3 separate regions of the Homo sapiens genome follow, and regions 2 and 3 are each linked to region 1. Evidence: chromatin contacts called from ENCODE Hi-C or POLR2A ChIA-PET data. All regions are on one chromosome and are shown on one strand. Each heading gives the region's core, a stretch centred on a gene start or an enhancer-like site at or near the end of the contact. The rest is flanking DNA. Distances are from core to core; before and after follow the strand shown. Region 1 holds the start of MED16 (mediator complex subunit 16). Region 2 overlaps SBNO2 (strawberry notch homolog 2). Region 3 holds the start of ABCA7 (ATP binding cassette subfamily A member 7).

Region 1 (4,741 bases), core at 1,834-4,333:
AGGGTCTCACACAGGGGGCTTGAAACGACAGAAGGCCAGTGCAGTAGCTCATGCCTGTGATCCCAGCACCTTGGGAGGCCAAGGCAGGAGGATCGCTTGAGCCCAGGAGTTTGAAACCAACCAGGGCAACATAGCAAGACCTTGTCTCTACAAAACATGAGAGAAATTAGCAGGGTTGGCTGGGCATGGTGGCTGCTCACACCTGTAATCCCAGCACTTTGGGGATGCCAAAGCGGGTGGATCACAAGGTCAGGAGTTCAAGACCAGCCTGACCAACATGGAGAAACCCCATCTCTACTAAAAATACAAAATTAACCGAGTGTGGTGGTGCATGCCTGTAATGCCAGCTACTCAGGAGGCTGAGGCAGGAGAATTGCTTGAACCCAGGTGGTAGAGGCTGCAGTGAGCTGAGATCGCACCTTTGCACTCCAGCCTGGGCAACAAGAGCAAAACTCTGTCACACACACAAAAATTAGCAGGGTGTGGTGTGCGCCTGTAGTCCCAGCTACTTGGGAGGCTGAGGTGGGAGGATCACTTGAGCCTGCAGTGAGCTGAGACCGTGCCACTGCACTTCAGCCTGGGTATGGAGGAAGACCCTAGGTCAAAGAGAAGCAAAAGGGAAATCTATCCTCTCACAATGCTGGAGGTAGAAGAATGAGGTCATGGTGTCTGCAGGGCAGTGCTCCCTCCAGCGTCTCTAGGGGAGGAGCCTTCCTGCCTTTCCCGGTTTCTGGGGACTTCGTGTGTCCATGGCTTGTGGCCACATTGCTGTGGTCTCATCTCCAAGTGGCCGTTTTCCCTGTGTGTTATGTCTTGTCTTGACATCGTCCTCTCCTCACGTGTCTGTGCCCAAATATCCATCTCTATGATGCCCGTCATTAGGTTAGGCCCATGCTAATCACCTCCTTTTAACCTGATTACCTCTGCAAAGACCCTGTTTCTAAATAAGGTCACATTCTGAGGTAGTGGGAGTTAGGAATTCAACCTCTCTTTTTTTTTTTTTTTTTTTTTTAGACAGGGTCTGGCTCTGTTGCCCTGGCTGGAGTGCAGAGGTACAATCCCAGCTCACTGCAGCCTTGACCTCCCAGACTGAAGTGATCCTCCCACTTTTGCCTCCTGAGTAACTGGGCCTACAGGTGTGCATCACCCCACCCAGCTATTTTATTTATTTATTTATTTATTTTGAGACAGAGTCTTGCTCTGTCCCCCAGGCTGGAGTGCAGTGGCGCGATCTCAGCTCACTGCAACCTCCACCTCTTGGGTTCAAGTGATTCTCCTGCCTCAACCTCTAGAGTAGCTAGGACTACAGGCATGTGTCACCATGCCCAGCTAATATTTTTGTATTTTTAGTAGAGATGTGGTTTCAACATGTTGGCCAGGCTAGTCTCGAACTCCTGTTCTCAGGTGATCTGCGTGCCTCAGCCTCCCAAAGTTCAGGGATTACAGGCCTGAACCACCTTGCCCAGCGCCCCTCCCTCCCCAACCCTGCTAATTTTTAATTTTTTTTTGTAGAGACGGGGTCTGGCTATGTTTCCCAGGCTGGTCTCAAACTCAAGCTGTCCTCAGACCTTGGCCTCCCAAAGTACTGGGATTACAGGTGTGTGCCACCACACCCGGGCCGCTAAGAACGTTAAATCCCTACCTGCTGCCTGGGAATGGGGATTTTCTGTAAGGTCACTGCGTGGCCCTCTTGGAGAACTGAACCCTGATCCAGAAAAAACACTCTGATATTTGGGCCATTGTTAACCTGTAATTTTAGAACAGTTTTATATTTGCAGAATTCTTGCAAAAATCATGCAGTGAGGCCGCGGTGGCTCACGCCTATAATCCCAGCACTTTGGGAGGCCGGGGTGGAAGGAGGGCTTGAGGCCTGGAGTTTGAAATCAGCCTGGGCAACATAGTGAGACCCCATCGCTATTAAAATTTTGAAAAAACAGGCTGGGCGCGGTGGCTCACGCCTGTAATCCCAGCACTTTGGGAGGCTGAGGCAGGCAGATCACCAGGTCAAGAGACTGAGACCATCCTGGCCAACATGGTGAAACTCCGTCTCTACTAAAAATACAAGAATTTGTTGGGCATGGTGGTGCGCGCCTGTAGTCCCAGCTACTCGGGAGGCTGAGGCAGGAGAATCGCTTGAGCCTGGAAGGCGGAGGTTGCAGTGAGCTGAGATCGCGCTACTGCACTCCAGCCTGGGCCACAGAGCGAGACCCTGTCTCAAAAAAAATAAAAATAAAAATAGAAGAGCACCACATCCATTGCATTAAACTGGCTTTTGGAGGAGGAGGTGGGAATAGGGTTGGAAGTAGGAATACTCAACGGGGTCGGTGACTTCGCTTACAGTTTCCCCACTCTTGGACATTAGAAAATGGAAGAAAGGCCGGGCGCGGTGGCTCACACCTGTAATCCCAGTACTCTGGGAGGCCGAGGCGGGCGGATCAGGAGGTCAGTAGATAGAGACCACCCTGGCCAACATGGCGAAACCCCGTCTCTACCAAAATACAAAAATTAGCCGGGCGTGGTGGCGCATGTTTATAATCCCAGCTACTCGGGAGGCTGAGGCAGGAGAATCGCTTCAACCCGGGAGGCGGAGGTTGCAACAAGCTAAGATCGCGCCATTGCATTCCAGCCTGGGCAACAGAGCAAGATTCCGTTTCTGGGAGGGAAAATGGAAAAAAAAAAAAAAATATGGAACGCTTCACGAATTTGCGTGTCATCCTTGCGCAGGGGCCATGCTAATCTTCTCTGTATCGTTCCAATTTTAGTATATGTGCTGCCGAAGCGAGCACGAATATTGAGTTCCACCACCAGCTATTTAAAGCCCCTGGAACAAATGTCTGTACACATAGGCCGACTTCTCTTAAATGACCTAGAGATTTAACCTCTATTTATATTAGCCCAATGTGTAATGCAACTAACGTAGTTATTGACTGGAGTTGAGAAAGTGCTCGTTGTTCTACCAAATATAGCTACGGTGGCTGCTGGGAATTACTGGAAATGGTCGTATGCAAATAGCCCCGGAGGCGGGGCAGAGCCTGAGCCGCACCGCCCTCCCAGAAGTCTTTGGGAGGCGGCCCCACGCCTCAGGCGACTGGTTGTTACCGAGGAAGATGGCGGCGCCAGACCCGAGGCGCTAGGGAAGATCGCACCGCGGACGCCCGCTGAGCTTGGCGCACGGGCCGACCAGGTGAGTGCGGGGCTGCGGGGGCCCGGCGAGGGCGGACGGACCCCTGACCGTGTCCACGGACCCGAGGGAACGCGGCGCAGCCGTGGCGGGGCCTGCGGGGTCGGGGGCGTGGCCGGGAGCAAAGGCTGCTGGGTAGGCGGCCTGGGGCGCGGGGCGCGGGGCGCGGGGCGCGGGGCGCGGGGCGCGGGGCGCGGGGCGCGGGGCTCGGGGCTCAGGGTTTGCGGCGGAAACCTGGGGGAGGCCTGAGGCCCGCGGGGCTGGGTTCGGGGCGGGGCCTAAGGAGAGTTTGGGGCGAGGCTGAAGGCGCTTGGTGGGACTTCGGGGGCGGGGCCTGGAGTGGGTTTGGGGTCGCCGGGGTGGAGCCTGGGGACTGGGGGGCTGTAGAGGCAGGGCCTGGAGACTGCGGGGTTATCGGTGCGGGGCCTGGAGAGGGAATAGGGTCCCTAGGGTGGAGACTGGGGACTGCGGAGTTATAGGGGTCTGGAGAGGGTAGGGGGTCCCTGGGATGGACCCTGGAGATTGGGGGTTATAGGGGCGGGGCCTGAAGAGGCTATGGGGTCCCTGGGATGAAGCCTCGTATTTGGGGGCAATAGGGGAAGGGCCTGGAGAGTACGTGGGGTCCCCGGGGTGGAGTCTGGGGACTGGGGAGTTTTAGGGGTTGGGCCTGGAGAGCTAAGGGCGTTGGAGGCTGGACCTGGAGAGTACATGGGACCCCTACGGTGAAGCCTGAGAATTTAGGGTGAGGCCGTGGGCTCAAGGGGTGAAATGAAGTGTGGGAAGCAAAGGGGGTCAGGGGTGGGGCTGAAAGACTTTTAGAGGCTTGTGGCGGAGCCTTGGGGGTCTGGGGCAGGCCCTGAAGAAGTAGGGAGCCGGGGTTAGGGTTTGAGGAGAACCTGGTTGCGGGTGATTCCAGGCTCCCTGGGCTTTTGCCTTTGCGAAGCGAAACAGCCCGTCTGGATGCCAGGCGCTTAGAAAGCCTCGAGGAGGTGCCCCCTCTGTTCCCTGTGACACTCAGCCCCCGCCTCGGCCACAGGTGTTCCCCAACACACTCAGCCCCGCCTCGGCCACAGGTGTTCCCCGTCACACTCAGCCCCGCCTCGGCCACAGGTGTTCCCCGTCACACTCAGCCCCCGGCTCGGCCACAGGTGTTCCCCATCACACTCAGCCCCGCCTCGGCCACAGGTGTTCCCCGTCACACTCAGCCCCCGCCTCGGCCACAGGTGTTCCCCGTCACACTCAGCCCCGCCTCGGCCACAGGTGTTCCCCGTCACACTCAGCCCCGCCTCGGCCACAGGTGTTCCCCGTCACACTCAGCCCCCGCCTCGGCCACAGGTGTTCCCTGTCAGTCAGCCCCGCCTCGGCCACAGGTGTTCCCCGTCACACTCAGCCCCGCCTCGGCCACAGGTGTTCCCCGTCACACTCAGCCCCCGCCTCGGCCACAGGTGTTCCCTGTCACTCAGCCCCGCCTCGGCCACAGGTGTTCCCTGTCACTCAGCCCCGCCTCGGCTACAGGGAGCCGCCCCACCGCTTGCCTGTCTGCGGGCTCTTCCTTCGGGA
Region 2 (4,741 bases), core at 2,221-4,720, 220 kb before region 1:
TGGCCCCACAGAGGCCCCACAGCAGGGCTGGTGGCTCACAGTCCTCTGCCGTCCCACAGTGCGTGGTCATCGGGCTGCAGTCCACGGGCGAGGCGCGCACGCGGGAGGTGCTGGGGGAGAACGATGGGCACCTCAACTGCTTCGTCTCGGCCGCTGAGTAAGTGTCACGGTGGGGACAGGACTGTGGGCTTCCTGCGCTCATGGCCACCCCTCTCTGTGGCCACCTGTGGCCTGACCCTGCCCCTTGGCCCCAGCAGCAGGAGGTGCTGGGGTGGGCTTTGCTGGGCCCCCAGCCTCAGCCACAGAGGCCTTCACCGCTGCTCCAGGTCTAAAGCAGAGGCTTGGAGGTGGACCCCAGGCATGGTGGGCCTGGAAGGTTTGGGACATGGTCTCCAGGGGTCTCAGAAGGAGGCTTCCTGCATCTGTGCCGTTTTAACAAGGGGGCTGTGGATTTTAGGGGCTGGCCCTCCCAGCTGTCTGAAGCCCCAGCCTCTCCCCTGTTGGTTGAGAATGCCCCGGGAGGGTCACAGCAGCCCCCCTAGATCCCCCCATTGCCTGGGGGTCGGAGCTCCCCAATGCCCCCAGCTACCCCTTCACCCTGCCCCCTGCCCCTGTCCTGGGAGCCATCATCATATCCGGCCACATTCCTCAGAGCGGGGGAAGCCTGGTGGCCGAGGTGGCCCTGTGACACCAGGAGGCCAGAGGAGAGCTCACAGGCAGCCCCCAGTCCTCCCCAGCCCACTCCACACAGGAGACCCTCTGCCCAGGCCCGGTCCTGTCCGGGACCCCCACAGGGACCCAGGGGTGCGTCCAGCTCCTGGAGAGCAACCCCGCCTGGCCTCAGCTCCTCGTGTGAGAATAAACTCCGCGTCTCACTTTCAGAGGCGTGTTCCTGTCGCTAATTCAGAAGCACTTTCCGTCCACCAAGAGAAAGCGGGACAGAGGAGCGGGCAGCAAGCGGAAACGTAAGCCCTGCCCCCCATGGCCCCACCCACCCCTGCCCCTCTGCTTTCTCCCCCCGGGGGCTGGCTGGTCGCTCCCTGCTTCCCCCACTCCCCCGTCCACTCAGCCAAATGCAGGTCCTGTCCGTGCCAGGCAGGCTCAAGGCTCCGCTGCCAGTGGCAGGTCTTGCGTGGACCCTGCCATGGAACGCTTAGGGAAGAGGAAGCAACAGACAGCCTGAAGGACACAGACGTGGGTGCCGAGCGAGACCCGGGGGGCGGGACACGGACGCGGGTGCTGAGCGAGACCCCTCCCACCTTCCGTTTTCAGGGTCTCCACGGTCCCTTGGGGAGCCCATTGATAACCCCCAGGCTTCTGTCACAGGGAAGCCCAGAGCTGCCTGTCGAAGTCTGGTGTGTGGCCTCCCCAGGCACCCCGCGTGTCCACCATACTGGCCAGGCCTGAAAGGACGTTGGATATGGGTTTATTAATATTGTCCCGTTGGCTGGGCGTGGTGGCTCACGCCTGTAATCCCAGCACTTTGGGAGGCCGAGGCGGGTGGATCACCTGAGGTCAGGAGTTTAAGACCAGCCTGGCCAACATGGTGAGACCCTGTCTCTACTAAAAATACAAAAATTAGCTGGGCGTGGTGGTGGACGCCTATAATCCCAGCTACTTGGGAGGCTGAGGCAGGGGAATCGCTTGAACCTGAGAGGTGGAGATTGCAGTGAGCCGAGATCATGCCACTGCACTCCAACTTGGGTGACAGAAAAAACTCTTGTCTCAAAAAAATTAATAAAAATAAAATATTGGCTAGGTGCAGTGGGTCACGCCTGTTGTAATCCCAGCACTTTGGAAGGCTGAGGCGGGCAAATCACCTGAGGCCAGGAGTTTGAGACCAGCCTGGCCAACATGGTGAAACTCCATCTCTACTAAAAATAGAAAAATTAGCCAGGTGTGGTGGTGCATGCTTGTAATACCAGCTGCTCAGGAGGCTGAGGCAGGGGAATTGCTTGAACCCGGGAGGTGGAGGTTGCAGTGAGCTGAGATCGCACCACTGCACTCCAGCCTGGGCAACAGAGTGAAACTCCATCTCAAAAATAAATAAATAAGCCAGGCGTGGTGGTTCACGCCTATAATCCCAGCACTTTGGGAGGCTGAGGCAGGTGGATCACGAGGTCAGGAGATCGACACCATCCTGGCCAACATGGTGAAACCCCATCTCTACTAAAATACAAAAGATTAGCCAGGCGTGGTGGTGGGCGCCTGTAATCCCACCTACTCAGGAGGCTGAGGCAGGAGAATCGCTTGAATCCAGGAGGCAGAGAGTGCAGTGAGATGCCACCGTTCTCCAGCCTGGCGACAGAGTAAGACTCCGTCTCAAAAGAAAATAAATAAATAAAATATGGCCCCCCACACCGTACCCTCCTGGCCACAGGGCACGGGGTTCCCTAGAGGGCGTCCCTGGAGAACAGCTGAGCTGCTTGCCCAGAGGCAGGGGGTTCTCGGATGGACCTCCCCAGCTCGGACCACTGGCCTTGCTCTGTCCTGCTGCGTCTCCTCCACCTGCTCCTCCACCTTGCTGCGGTCTGGCCCTCGGTGACCCTGTCCTTCCCTGCAGGGCGACCTCGGGGACGCGGGGCCAAAGCCCCCCGGCTGGCGTGCGAGACAGCGGGCGTCATCCGCATCAGTGACGACAGCAGCACGGAGTCGGACCCTGGCCTGGACAGCGACTTCAACTCCTCCCCCGAGTCCCTGGTGGATGACGACGTTGTCATCGTTGATGCAGTCGGGCTCCCCAGTGACGACCGGGGTGAGGGCTTGCCCAGGCTGGCCAGCCACCTGTGGGTCAGGATTCCAGTCCAGGCTGAGCAGCCACCTCTGGGTCAGGATTCCAGCCTGAGGCTCCCCCGGCCTCCTGGCGGTCACCACCCACCCCAGGTTGTAGCCCTCAGTCCAGCCCACCTGAGCCCAGCTGCTGCTATGGTGCCCACTTTACAGATGGGGGAAACTGAGGCCCAGAGAGGGGAGGTCAGGGGTTATACCACTGGTCAGAGGCAGAGCTGGGGCTTGGGGCTGGGCAGTCCCTACCCCTGTGGAGGCAGTGAGGTCACAGTGTTTGGTCCGCGACAGGAGGCTTAGTCTCGCCCCAGCTGGTCTCAGGGAGACAAGTGCAGAAAAGCAGTCCTGGGCCACGGTGCCGGGCTTCCCCGCCACCCTGCCGTCCCTCAGGGTTGCCCCGGGCCCCTTGTCCTTGCCCTCCAGGGGCCAGCCTTGAGTTAGGTGGGCCCTAGAAGGCAGCCAACATGTCCTGCCCTGACCCTCCACCTCCTCCCTAGGACCCCTGTGCCTCCTGCAGAGAGACCCGCATGGCCCCGGGGTCCTGGAGCGGGTGGAGCGGCTGAAGCAGGATCTGCTGGACAAAGTGCGGCGGCTGGGCCGGGAACTGCCAGTCAACACCCTGGACGAGCTCATCGACCAGCTGGGCGGCCCCCAGCGGGTGGCGGAGGTGGGTGGGACGTGGCAGCTGGAGTGTGGTGGGCGGGGCATGGGCAGTGGGTGGGGCTTCACGCAGGCTGTGTGCAGCTCTGGTGGCCCCTGCTGGTCACTCTGCGTCTCCGCGGCCCTGCGAGGAGGGGGCGTTTGGGGAGCCCTGGGGCAGCAGCGTGCTGTCCAGCTCGGCCCGGGAGGCCACGACCTCCTGTGGACGGCCTGCCCCATCCCTCTAAGCCCCAGATCCCCCAGCCTGGCCTGCGCAGGCCTCTGCTTAGATCGTTGCCTGAACGCACCCCTTGGGGTGCCCAGGGCCAGGACACAAGCCCCTGGGCCTGGTTCTGCGGCCTCCTACTCCCTGCCCCCGCCCAGCTTCACTTTTTCACTTCGTGGCGCCGGCTGGCTGATAATACCAGGCCTTGGACAGGCACACATCGCCTGGGTCCAGCAGTCCCGCCCTCCCTTTCCCAGCACCCCCACCTCCCGTGCACAGCTGGGAGCCCATGACCACTGTAGGACATAGGGAAGCTGAGACACGGGTGGCCAGACTCCTGCGAGGCCACAACACTGACGGCCGGTTTTGTCCCTGTCTCGGCTGCAGATGACCGGCAGGAAAGGCCGCGTGGTGTCCAGGCCCGACGGGACGGTGGCCTTCGAGTCGCGGGCAGAGCAGGGTCTGTCCATCGACCACGTGAACCTCAGGGAGAAGCAGCGCTTCATGAGCGGCGAGAAGGTGCGGGGCTGCAGTGCACTGGGCGCGGCCCACGGGACCCAAGAGGCACAGAGGGGCCCAAGGGTCCCCGGGGACTGTGGACCCGCGCACTTCTGGAGTGTGTGTGTGCCAGGTGCGGGCGCGAGTGGCCGTGTGGCGGGTGGTGTCCGCGCCCCGCAGGCCTCTCGCTGCCCCGGGACGTCCTGGTGACCTGGAGCGGGGGCCTAGTGGGTGAGGAGGTGGCGGCAACGCTGGGGCGGGCCTTGCACCAACCGTGTCCCGGCCCCTTCTTTCCCCCTAGCTCGTGGCCATCATCTCGGAGGCCTCCAGCTCGGGTGTCTCCCTCCAAGCCGACCGCCGTGTCCAGAACCAGCGGCGCCGCGTGCACATGACCTTGGAGCTGCCGTGGAGCGCCGACCGCGCCATCCAGCAGTTCGGTGAGTCCGGCCCCGCCCCCAGCGCTGCCTGGCCCCGCCCCCAACATGGTCTCGGCCCCGCCCCCGCCTGGCCGGGCCCTGAGAGCAGCTCTGCCCCCAGGCCGCACCCACCGGTCCAACCAGGTCTCCGCGCCAGAGTATGTCTTCCTCATCTCGG
Region 3 (4,741 bases), core at 1-2,500, 150 kb before region 1:
GACTGGGCAGGGGACGGGACAGAGAGGTCAGGACAACGGTCGGGCTGAAGACGTGCGGTGCGGCTGCGGGCAACTCCCTGCCCCTTTCTGAACCTCATTCCTTTATCCCACAGCGCAGGGTTCCTGGAAGCTCTGATTAGAGCGAGGCAAACAGTAGTCACTCGATAAAGAGGCTCCGCTACCCCAGGGGTGGAGTAAACCAATGGGAGCGCAACCCGCAGCCGTCCTCGCATCTGATTGGCTGCCAGGACTGTCGCTCTGAGCAGGGCTGACAGCTGGGGACTTAAAGATCATCCTCTAATCCTCCAGGGACCGAGTTTGGGCTTAACGCTTTCGTCACCAGGCTCCACCCCAAGCCTCACCTGGAAGCCTCTTCCAGGTCCTGACCCCCAGCCTCCTGCCTGGCCCAGCCCAGGCAAGGATTCCTTTCCCCTCACTGTTCTCCGAAGATAACAGCAACGAATATTGGCAGTGCTGGACATTTCACACGCCCAGGGGAAGTGCTGGACTATCACCCCACTCTACAGAAGTGGAAACCGAGGCCCAAGAAAGCAAACCCAGGCACCCAGAGAGACAGGCAGTTGCCCAGCTGGAGGCACGACCCCAGCTCTGCCCACACCTTATGTAGCATTAATCGCTCAGAGGGACCGCGGGAGCCAGAGAAAGAGTCAGGCGAAGGGGCTGGGATAGAGACTCCTGGAGTCAGCGATTCCTGATCTATTTTCCTTGGGCCGGTCCACCTCTGACACAGATGGAGAATCTGACGCTGACAGAGGGGCAGGAAGTTGCTAAAGGTGACCAGGCCGGAACTGGGACCTCAGACCCAGACCCTTACGCCAGGGTTCTTTCCTTTACATCAAGCGGGACTTAGGATCTGGGGGAGTGGGCTCAGTTTCTCCATTTGTAAGACGGGGCAAGGGGGAGTGCAGGAGTTCTAACGGGCAGGGGGCTGCAGGTGTGTGATCGGCAAAGGCCCTCTTAAGGGTCCCAGATGTCCGATGCCCCCCTTGAGAATCAGTGATCAATTCAGCCGTCGTCAACATTCACCGGAAGGAGGTCAGAGGCTGGACCCCCTAATTCCCAGGGAACTTGCATCCCTCCCGGCCCCAACCCCGCATTCTCGAGTCTCGGGCCTTCTTCCCTCTCCGAGTCCTTCTCACCTTCCAGGGGCTCCGCAGCTCTTGCCGCCTTCCCTCCGCCCAGCAGCAGGCAGGGAGCGCGCCGCCCCTTAAGCCAAGTGCGCTGAGCTTGCCCGCGCAGGTAGCAGCGCCGGGGCACGCCCCTGCCTCTGCACGCTGCTATTGGGCGACCTGCCCGTCACTCACTGGCCTGCTCCGTCGGAGCTGCGCGGGCCAAGGGAGGAGACGGGATCACAGAAGGGCCTCGCCTAGCCGGGTTTCTTAAAGGGACCGCGCGGCTCTTGCTGCATCACCGTAGGGTGGCGGAGTGCCCGGCAGGTCCCAGGCAGGCCGCCCTCCGGGAACGAGGCTGCGCTGTCTTTGGGGAGCCAGGCTGCCTCCCCACGTTGTATAACCGGCTGCAATACCGCAGCTCCGAATTGCAGGAGTTCCCTCTGTCCCCGCTGTCCCCGGGGCTGGCCAGGCTCCCTCTAGTTTAGTCCAGACTCTGGGACTACACTCGTCCGTCTGTAAAGTAGGGGTTCCACTAGATCATTCGTTCATTCATTCATTCCACGAACGCTCCTCGGCTTCTGCAGAGGATGGCAGGAGGGGGAGGGGGCCAACATTCTAGAGTCTCCGATTATAGTGGCTACCCTGATTTTGAGGAAAACCCGTTTCCCACTCTGGAAGAAGAGTTGAAATAAACTCTTCAGGCTGGAGGTGAAGCTGAAATGGGAGCGTGTGGGTCCACAGCTTTGAAGGCGCTGGGGAGAGTGAGAGGCGTGGGGACGGCTCCCGCGGCAGGAGGTGGCATTGCCGTTGGGGCTTTGAGGATAAATAGGAGTTCGCCAACGGGGAGACATCCAGGCTGAGGCCACGAGACTTGCGCTGTAAGGTAGAGTGCAGCCAAAGCGCATGGGGGGCATTTGAGGGAACTGCCTCTTCTCCAAATGGCCAGGAAGCCCAGCCTCTCCCTCTACCCCAAGTCCCGGCCCTTCAAATCATTCATTCCACCCAGACTCACCTGTGGCTTCAGCTTTTGCTCCTCCTCCCAATGGTGAGGTGGACATTTTCCCCTTGATCCCCCCATCCCCCAAGACCTCCTCTCTCCCCACAAAAGCATCAAAGCAAAGCACGCCCTCATCGACGCCAACTCTCTTGGCCACCTTCTCTTCGTACAAACAGAGGTTTTATTGCGTTTGGTCCACAGTCGTATTTCACATTATCTCACGGAGCAGGTCCCCTGGGTGGGGGGTCCCTGTGCAGTACTTGGCGGGGCATGTGGCCGGGGAAGATGGAGCAGTATAAGCTGGTCGGGCCCAGAAGGGAGGAGGGCTGGGGGCTCCTTAAAACCTACTGAGGGGCTGGGCACGGTGGCTCACACCTGTAATCTCAGCGCTTGGGGAGGCGGAGGCGGGCGGATCACACCTGAGGCCAGGAGTTCGAGACCAGCCTGGCCAACATGGGGAAACCCCATCTCTACTAAAAATACAAAAATTAGCCGGGCGTGGTGGAGCACCTGCAGTCCTAGCTACTCAGGAGGCTGAGGCTGGAGAATCGCTTGAGCCCGGAAGGTGGAGGTGCAGTGAGCCAAGATGGCGCCACTGCACTCCAGCCTGGGCAACAACCACAACTGAAAAAAAAATCTACTGAGGCCAGAGTGGGTTGGGGCGGGGAGCATGGAGAGGGGGTCAGGCTTAGCCCCAACAACTCAGAATTTCACTTCCTTGTACGGCCCTCACTTTCTCCACCTGGCCCCGGGGCAGGTCTGAGGGTCTGAAGTCTGTTGGTCTGAAGGTCCTAGGCAAATCCAGTCACTTGGGAGCCGGAGATATTTAACATCACGGCCCGGTCCCCTTTCCCAGGGGACTCATTTCCTAGCACTCTCTCCACTGTCCTTGCCCCACCCCTGGGGGAAAAAATGTATTTTTCTTTTGTGAATACTTCCTGAAACTTGCGGGCATAGAAACCACAAACTGCTCAGCTGACAAAAGGGGGAAGAGGCGAGGCAAGCAGAAACCGTCGGGGACCGGTTCCTTCCAAGCCCAGGTCTCTTCTTCCCAGCACAGCCTGAATGTGCCAGCAGGGACCCTCGCCCTACACGTATTGGGATATGGCCTTGACCCCTTCCCCCACAGCCCAGTGGCTCAGCCTTGCGAAGGATCAAGGCAAAGGGGAAAAAAGCTCTGCTGCCTGATCCCACGCTGACACTCACAGACCCTTGGTTGACTGGCAGCACTGAACGGGTTAAGAAAAAAAAAAAAAAGATGAAAACACAGAAAAACCCAAAAACCCAGATGGGCAGACGATGTGGGGAGAGAGCGTGCTGGGAGCCTCAGTAGCCGGCCTCCTCCTGGTAGTAAGGGGGATATTCAGGGACCTCCCCCGGGTCCGGGCAGTCGCCGGTGCCCGAGGGAGCCCCATCGGCCACTGTGCCTTGCGGGCAGTACTTGGGGTCATATATCTGCCGGCCCAGGCCGAAGACCTGGCCGCTCTGGTTGGCGCCCTGCGTGTAGCCCATCTGCAGGGACATGGAGGAGTTGTCACACTTGTCGGTTCCCAGCTTGGTATCATAGATGTGCCGCCGGGTCCCGGGAGCCGTCATGCCCACCTGGAGAGGAAGGAGGGGTGGAGCAGGTCATGGTGGAGAGAAGAGGGGACCTTCACTGGGTGCACTGGCTCACGCCTGTAATCCCAGCACTTTGGGAGGCCAAGGTGGGAGGATCACCTGAGGTCAGGAGTTCCAGTCCAGCCTGGCCAACACGGTGAAACCCTGTCTCTCCCAAAAATACAAAATTAGCTGGGCGTGGTGGCACATGCCTGTAATCCCAGCTACTCGGGAGGCTGAGGTGGGAGGATCACCTGAGGTCAGAAGTTCAAGACCAGCCTGGCCAACACGGTGAAACCCCATATCTACTAAAAATACAAAAATTAGCCGGGCGTGGTGGCGGGCGCCTGTAGTCTCAGCTACTCGGGAGGCTGAGGTGGGAGGATCACCTGAGGTCAGGAGTTCAAGACTAGCCTGACCAACACAGTGAAACCCCGTCTCTACTAAAAATACAAAAATTAGCTGGGTGTGGCCGGGTGCGGTGGCTCACACCTGTAACCCTAGCAGTTTGGGAGGTCAAGGCGGGTGGATTGCCTGAGCTCAGGAGTTCGAGACCAGCCTGGGCAACATGGTGAAACCCCATGTCTACTAAAAATACAAAAATTGGCCGGGTGTGGCAGCATGCACCTGTAGTCCCAGCTACTCGGGAGGCTGAGGCAGGAAGGAGAATCTCTTGAACCCGGGAGGCAGAGGTTGCAGTGAGCCGAGATCGTGCCACTGCACTCCAGCCTGGACAACAGAGTGAGATCCTATCTCAAAATAAATACATAAATAAAATAAATAAAGATTAAAAAAAAAGAATTGGGTGGACCTTTGGGCAGTCCTTAAGGGAAAATGACACAGGGTGAGGTAGTAACTTCCCTAGAGACCCACAGCCAGGTGGAAATGACAGAGGCTGAAATCCAAGGCGGAGACAGAGAGCGGGGAGGGAAGCCGGAGGTGGTCTAGGGAAGGGGCTGAGACTGAGAGTGGGGAGAGAAGCTGGAGGTGGCCCCAGGGAGGGGCCGAGACC

Evidence for each region. A loop is a pair of places that touch in the nucleus more often than their neighbours do. ChIA-PET counts read pairs that join two places held with the same protein, here RNA polymerase II (POLR2A). Pooled maps may share reads with other maps.
Region 2: a pooled map shows a loop between it and region 1 (2.9-fold over the local background). The contact joins the enhancer-like site here to the promoter of MED16 in region 1. A Hi-C loop is called at or near these places in 7 of 50 pooled maps.
Region 3: a pooled map shows a loop between it and region 1 (10-fold over the local background). The contact joins the promoter of ABCA7 here to the promoter of MED16 in region 1. A Hi-C loop is called at or near these places in 7 of 50 pooled maps. POLR2A ChIA-PET finds 5 or more read pairs at or near these places in 7 of 52 experiments (CD4-positive, alpha-beta T cell, GM12878, H1 and 4 more).

The regions. Positions count from the first base shown.
Region 1 is chr19:891,529-896,269 of GRCh38, reverse strand. MED16 (mediator complex subunit 16) reads left to right here and starts at 3,083. Exons shown (of 16, transcript NM_005481.3): 1 at 3,083-3,184. It overlaps RNU6-9 (RNA, U6 small nuclear 9), which reads right to left and starts at 2,786; the gene lies at 2,680-2,786. RefSeq lists an enhancer at 2,806-2,955 and silencers at 3,096-3,365, 3,416-3,465.
Region 2 is chr19:1,112,245-1,116,985 of GRCh38, reverse strand. It overlaps SBNO2 (strawberry notch homolog 2), which reads left to right. Exons shown (of 32, transcript NM_014963.3): 16 at 60-157; 17 at 883-965; 18 at 2,564-2,755; 19 at 3,282-3,451; 20 at 4,037-4,168; 21 at 4,449-4,584; 22 at 4,685-4,741. Among named protein-coding and RNA genes, the nearest start is that of GPX4, 11 kb to the right of the region's middle. RefSeq lists enhancers at 1-78, 3,387-4,306, 4,307-4,741. Within about 2 kb of position 3,470, at least 23 of the 41 ENCODE cell types and tissues checked have a DNase peak (open chromatin) inside an H3K27ac peak, as active enhancers do.
Region 3 is chr19:1,036,616-1,041,356 of GRCh38, reverse strand. ABCA7 (ATP binding cassette subfamily A member 7) reads right to left here and starts at 1,250. Exons shown (of 47, transcript NM_019112.4): 1 at 1,161-1,250; 2 at 1-132. It overlaps CNN2 (calponin 2), which reads right to left. Exons shown (of 7, transcript NM_004368.4): 7 at 2,292-3,732. The coding sequence ends at 3,457. RefSeq lists enhancers at 1-203, 2,096-2,595, 2,596-3,097, 2,685-3,244 and a silencer at 115-254.